Linked DNA regions of Homo sapiens: region 1 is linked to region 2. A link is a contact called in ENCODE Hi-C or POLR2A ChIA-PET data. All regions are on one chromosome and are shown on one strand. Each heading gives the region's core, a stretch centred on a gene start or an enhancer-like site at or near the end of the contact. The rest is flanking DNA. Distances are from core to core; before and after follow the strand shown.

Region 1 (3,333 bases), core at 1-2,500, 1.1 Mb after region 2:
AAAAAAAACCGTCACTATCATTTCACTTTTCTAAGGGACCTGAATCAAGATGAGGGAGTCTACGTGTGATTCTGCAAGAACTCCATTAAGGCTGCATACATAATGACCACTAAATCATTAACAGGAGTCCATAGCAATTGGGCTAAAACATCTGGGAGCATTTATGCTGGTAAAAGAGCTCACTTGGGGGCTAAAAAAAAAGTCAAATTAGGCCCAACTCTAAACGGATCTTTAACAAATCAAGAGAGTAATGTTAGTTTATCCTTCCTGAAACGCCAGCAGTACGATATTAAAATCCACTTAGAAGTAAAAACTTCAAGACGGAAATATGCCACCAACACTGGCGTCAGTAATCCATTTTAGAAAGCCTGCGCGGAGACCACCATTAGCACCGCTGAGGATATTTAATGAAAGCCGTTGGCTGCAAACAGAGGCGAAGAGAGAAAAACGATTATTTCGGTGTTCTGCACACACGCGGAGGCAAAACGCTTTCAGGACCTCAGCAGCCACCGCCGCCAACACCGACAAGCATCTGATGGAATTCACAGTTTTACAATCGAAAGTCCAAAAGAAGGCCATGATACTAGCAAATTGAGGGGTGGGGACCCTTCCGTTGCCTTCCCGAGGGTCCAGACTTTAAAGGCCGCGCTGCGCCCGGGGCCAAGGGTCCACTAGTACCGGCCTACGCCCCCCGCGCCACTCCCTGAGCCCCTTCCCGAGCGACCGAAGGCCCGGGAACCGCGAGCAACAACACCTAAACCTCAACCGGCCCGGGGCCGCGCCCGAGCCCTGGCGCGCGGACCGCGGTGAAGTCCGGGTTCGAGGTCGCCGCGGCGCCTGAGGCCGAGGCGCGGGCGAGGCCGAGGCTGCGTCCGCTGCGGCCCCGGGCGGTGGGGGGGCCGGGCGTGGCCGGTCGCGGACACTCACCACACCATGCCGTAGGCGCCCTCGCCGATGTACGAGAGGTTGGTGTAGCGCGGCCCCACGTCGAACACCTGCCCGCGGACCATCTCCGGGCCCGCGCCCGCCGCCGCCGCCGCCGCCATGTTGGCTGCCGGGCCGCCGCCGCCTCCGCCGCGCTGAGCTCGACGCTCGGCGGCCGCCGCTCAGCTCTTGTCGCCCCTCCCGCAGGGACTGCGCCGCCGCCGGTGCAGCCGCCGACGCTGACCGGGAGGAGGAAGGAAGACGCCGAGCGGGAGAGCTGAAGAGCCGACAGCCACTCGGACCGATTGCCTGCCTGCCTGCCAGACTGACGGGCGGGCCGGCGGGCGGGCGGAGGGAGGGGCGCGCGCCGAGGAGGGTGCCGGGGCGGGGACAAGAAGTGTGCATGCGGATTGGTTCCTCGCGGCTGGGGGCGGGGCCGCGCGGGCCGGCGGAAGCGGCGGGCTTCGGGAGGGGCACTGCGACGGCGTTGACTGAGGGGGCGCCACTAGGCGCGGTCACGTGCATTCGCGGTGCATTCGCGGGGGCGTCGGTGCGGGTCGCGTCTCTTAAGACACCCAGGGAGACAGACGTGGGGCAGAACTCATGGGCTGAAGTGAGAGATGGCTGGGGCCCAGGCGAGCGACCGAGCAGGGTCCGAACAGAGCCAGCGAGGGACCCCGGGCTGTGCTTGAGGCCCGACGACGCGCCATATCCCGGCAGCGCCGCAGCTCAGGCCTCTGCGAATCTGTGGTCCACACGCTGATAAACTTAGAGGCCTCTGCACTGGGGCAGAAACCGAAAGGCATGACCCAGACCGAGAAAGATATTTGCATACTGAGAAAGTGTGAAACACAATTGTCGAGACTAAAAGGAGACACTGAGAGGATACGCCAATCAGGTTAGTTCAGATGTTTGTTGAGCACACTCCATGTTCCTGGGGATCCACCCTTATAGAAGTTACCTTTTAGAGAGAGGAGACAGACAAATACGTGTAATGCTCAAGTTGTGATAAGTACGATGAAGAAGTACAAAGCAGAAGGGAGGGCGCGGTGTCTCACGCCTATCATCCCAGCACTTTGGGAGGCCGAGGCGGGCGGATCACTTGAGGTCAGGAGTTTGAGACCAGGTCTCTACTAAAAATACAAAAATTAAGTCCGGGCGAGGTGGCTCACGCCTGTAATCCTAGCACTTTGGGAGGCCGAGGCGGGCGGATCACGAGGTCAGGAGTTCAAGACCAGCCTGGCCAACATGGCGAAACCCTGTCTCTACTAAAAATACAAAAATTAGCCGGGCGCAGTGGTGGGCGCCTGTCATCCCAGCTACTTGGGAGGCTGAGGCAGGAGGACAAAGCAGAGAGTAAGGGATTAGGGGGTGGTGGGTCGAAACACATGAGAGATACATTTGCGTTCAGAGACAGACCGAGATTGGTACAGATAGGCAGAAATGCTGACAGAGCAGGTAATGAAATAGAAATGCAAAGATAGAGTCACTAAAACCAAAACATCGAGGTTTAGAGAAAAAGAGACACACCAGGTTAAGAAACAGTCACAAACAACAGAGGTTGAAAAAATAAAAATTAGAGTCCTGAAGCAGGTGGATACCAAGGAAAGCTAAGACAACGAGACGGACAATGACCCAGGCACTGCTTCTGAACCTTTTCCCCTGCCATGTTTGGAGGGAGAAGGAAGAGCGGCAGACCCTATATCCTCTTTGTTCAACTCTTCCAAGTTTAAAACCATCAACTCTTGACTTCTAGACATCAACAAAGATTAATTAGTCAATCTCAAAGGAGAATAAACAAAGTTTTTTGTTTGTTTGTTTGTTTAACTCTCTGGTGGAAGCTGGTGTGGTGGCTCACGCCTGTAATCCCAACTTGGGCCCAAGAATTCAAGACTAGCCTGGGCAACACAGCAATACCCTGTCTCTAAAACAGAGAAACAAACAAACAAAAAATCCTGTGGGGGAAAAAGGATGTGACACATGAGAAAAGGAATAAACTGCTCCAGCCAAAATTTACTCCTTCAAAATATATTTAGCCCATGAAGCAGGACCCAATTTTAGAAAATACCTAATTCTTGAGTTAATGGGTGCAGCACACCAGCATGGCACATGTATACATATGTAACTAACCAGCACATTGTGCACATGTACCCTAAAACTTAAAGTATAATAATAATAATAAAAAGAAAATACCTAATTCTTATTCTCAAAAGAGGACATTGCATATTTTTTTAAAAAACAGGCCAAGATAAATGGAGTACCATGAAATTAAAACCACAATAACCGGCCGGGCGCGGTGGCTCACGCCTGTAATCCCAGCACTTTGGGAGGCGGAGGAGGGCAGATTGCCCAAGCTCAGAAACTGGGGACCAGCCTGGGCAACATGGTGAAACCCCGTCTCTACTAAGA
Region 2 (3,432 bases), core at 656-3,155:
GGCCAGGCTCTAGATTCACATTAACCAACAAAATCTCTGACCAGCCCCAGTCACATGGCCAGGTGGAACTGCCTGCTTTAATCCTTTTTAACTCTTAGCTCTAATTTAACTCAGAAAGTATTGCTGTGTGAACCCTCTGTCCTCTAGATTAATCTCTAGCAGAACAAGAAGCTGAAGGCATTCATGTGCGGTTCAGCACCTGCAGAAAACAGAACTGTTCAGGAGTCCAGTATACGCTCCAGATAAGTGCAACTGTGGCATCGCGCTGCCCGTGTCAGGCGGAGCTCTGTTTCCATCCTCTCAGATGGGGACATTCAAATCAAAATCTGATCACTGACATATCAAGCACTGATCCCCATAAATCCATAAATTTAAAAAAAAAAAAGCACAATAAGGAAACACTCATTTCAATGGCCACCTCTTCTTTGGGCCAAGGTGCGGCTTGCACCACTACCATTGTCAACAGACATCCACAGCACCCTGCATGTACTCATGTGCGTCATGAAAAGCGACAGCCGAGCTCTAAGCCTTCCCCTGCACTGTGGCTCCTATGGTCTAAGGGGTCACTGCTCTTCAGAAGGCTCGCACATACCCCAAGAGTTGTGTTCTGCTTGTTGTAGCCAGCAAAGTGAAGGATGCTCTCAGTGGCCATGGCCAGCCCCGTGTGCTGGGACAGTCCCGATACCCAGTTCTGATGTTTGTTCAGATATTCCTGAAATAGGAAAAACACATGGGGTTTCAGTTATTTATCTGATTTTTTTAGAGGCAGGGTCTCGCTCTGTCACCCAGGCTGGAGTGTGGTGGCACGATCATGGCTCATTGCAGCCTCGACCTCTTAGACTCAAGCCATCCTCCCGCCTCAGCTTCCCAAGTAGCTGGGACTATAGGGGCACGCCACTATGCCTGGCTAATTTTGCAATTTTTTTTGTAGAGATGGTGTCTCACTATATTGCTCAGGTTGGCTTGAATTCCTGGGCTCAAGTGATCCTCCCGCCTCAGCATCCCAAAATGTCAGGATTACAGGCATGAGCCACTGTGCCTGGCCTTGCTATTTCATTTAAAGGGGAAAATAAAACTTTATAAATTAAGGTGTGGGCAAATGGACCAAACACTGGGTTTCTGTCCTGGGTCTGCCCCTCCCTAACTAGCTGTGGGACTGTCAGTAAGTCAAAGCCCCTCTATGACCAGCTACTGCTCATTTGACTGAGGACAAGGCCAATTCCCCGAGCGGCTGTCATGCAGTCACTGCGGTGTTGCACCGTCAATGGGAGAGGGCCATTTATTCTTTCAGCACATCCTTGCTGAGCATCTGCTGTGGTAGCCACCAGGCAAATAAGCTACAAAGCCTTGGCCTTGCGGTCAACAGGCAGGCTGTGTGGTGTGGAGCCTCGGTTCTCTACTGCAGCATACCAGCAGCCTGGTGTGGGTGAACTGGACAGCAGGAACGAAGAACAACACCTGTGTCCACCTGGCCACCCAGTGGGAGAAGGGTGCTGGGCAATGGGATACCTGGCAGAGCCCAGGGGTGTGAGGGAGGCCTCCTGCTCTGGGGACCACAGGGGGCTCAGCCTGCAGGAGTACCAAGGACAAGGGTCTCGAGGGTGGGGGCAAGCCTGGAACAGATGCAGGCCCTGTTTACAGGCGTGAACCAACTAATTCCCTTAAGAAGAAATGTACAGGAGTATATACATGCAGAATTGTCTCAATGGTTTTGGGGGACTCCTGGAGCTCCAGAAACCCATCCTTGGACACTATGACGATGAAGAGTGACTAATAATCAAGTTTAAAAGGGAAGTACACTGACCAGATACCCTATTAAAACCAGACTACTCTGGTGGGTGGAGGAGAGGGCAGATTCGGGGAAGGCTGAGGCTGGGCACGGAGGGTGGGGAATAAGCACACTGCAGGGGAAGTGAAAGGGCAGGCCTGGGGCACGCCAAGGGGACACCTGGTGGAAAAATCAAGACCGCTTCAAGCCTTTTCATTTTCCATTTCCTTCTTAGGCCAGACCTGCGTGAGAAAGTAAAAAGCTCTATCAGCTGCTTTTTTTGTCCACTTAAACTTTCTAGGCATTAGAGGGGGCCTCCCCTCTTCAGACGACAGACAGCCTTGGGACCTGAGGCCCTTTTGCTGTAAATGAACAAAGGGAAATAGTTTCTTGCCACTGCGTTTCCACACAGCTCTCAGGGCTCTTGGAGCTGGCTGCTCTATCCTTCCTGGACTCCACAACCAGAAACACTTTTGAGCCTGTTTCATCTTTAAAGTGCTGCCAGGGTAAACCTCACAAGAGTTCCTCTCAGCACACCCACTCTCTGCTAACACAGATTCCTTCCAGAGGTATTTTTCTCATCTTTGATTCCTTTTAAGGCAATTCTTTCCTCTCACACCCTGTGGCATTACATGGTTTACTTCGTGGCCATCTGAGTTTCCAAACCAGTGTTTTTGTCTGAAAGACTCCCATGCACCTACATGTGCAGCTTATGTGGAGCTTTAATGGGACACAAGTCCCCAACTCTGCCTCTGCTCCACCAGCCTTGGTCAGGCCCCTGCCTTTGGGCACAGGTGCCAGCAATGCACTTGGCACTTAGAGATGCTGCCATCTGGCAGCCTCCCACATCCACCACACAAGCCCTTCCTCTCGTGAGCAGCCCCCAAGTCTTGCCACAGACCTGGCACCTCACCTGGTGTGAGCCGTCAGATGCCCTCCTTGTGCCCTGGCCAGCACTGGCCCCACAGGCGCTCCTAACACACAGAGCAGCCTCTGAGGCATCTATTATTCTCAGGCCCTAGACTGATGCTTCCAGTCTCCATTCACACTAGTGCTATTTGGATTTTGAGTTCTTCATGTCTCTGTAAAGCTTTTTTGGGAGTTTGAAGGAGCTTATGGCAATTGCCTTTTGATGGTTTCAAGTACCTGCAGGTGGGACTTGGTGACGGTAGGTGCCCACTTCATGGCCTCCTGGAGGATCATCCCACAGCGTGCAGCGAAGTCCTTCACAATGCTCTGGAAGAGGGTGAAGCTGCTTCTCAACAACCCGAGGTCAGTTCATCTGAGCTGCCGTAGTGACTGTCATGGGCTGAACTATGTCTCCCCAAATCCCTATGCTGCGCCTTAACTGGTACCAGTACCTCAGAGTGGAACTCATTTGGAGATAGGGCTTTAAAGAGGTGATTCAATTAAAAGGCTGATAGGGTAGGTCCTGATCCAATCTGGCCAGTATCCTTCCTTACGTGTGTGCAGAGGAAATCTGGACACACAGAAATACTGGGGCAGGGAGGAGGGTGTGCACAGAGGGAAGAACACGTAAAGACACAGGGAGAAGGCTGCCATTCACAAGCCAAGGAGAGAGGTCTCCACAGAAACCAGCTCTGCCAACACTTTGATTTTACACTTCGGCCCTCAGAACTGTAAGACAATCAATGTCTGTCAAG

The links. A loop is a pair of places that touch in the nucleus more often than their neighbours do. ChIA-PET counts read pairs that join two places held with the same protein, here RNA polymerase II (POLR2A). Pooled maps may share reads with other maps.
Region 1: a loop to region 2 is called in a map with no recorded cell type, with 7 times the contacts of the local background. The contact joins the promoter of MAPK1 here to the enhancer-like site in region 2. A Hi-C loop is called at or near these places in 1 of 37 single-sample maps with no recorded cell type and 1 of 50 pooled maps. POLR2A ChIA-PET finds 5 or more read pairs at or near these places in 1 of 52 experiments (HEK293).

Annotation. Positions count from the first base shown.
Region 1 is chr22:21,866,395-21,869,727 of GRCh38, forward strand. MAPK1 (mitogen-activated protein kinase 1) reads right to left here and starts at 1,251. Exons shown (of 9, transcript NM_002745.5): 1 at 928-1,251. The coding sequence starts at 1,046. RefSeq lists a silencer at 1,182-1,421.
Region 2 is chr22:20,746,991-20,750,422 of GRCh38, forward strand. It overlaps PI4KA (phosphatidylinositol 4-kinase alpha), which reads right to left. Exons shown (of 55, transcript NM_058004.4): 28 at 2,915-3,004; 29 at 593-712. Among named protein-coding and RNA genes, the nearest start is that of SERPIND1, 25 kb to the right of the region's middle. RefSeq lists enhancers at 1,574-1,623, 1,634-1,813, 1,884-2,243, 3,336-3,432. Within about 2 kb of position 1,906, at least 8 of the 41 ENCODE cell types and tissues checked have a DNase peak (open chromatin) inside an H3K27ac peak, as active enhancers do.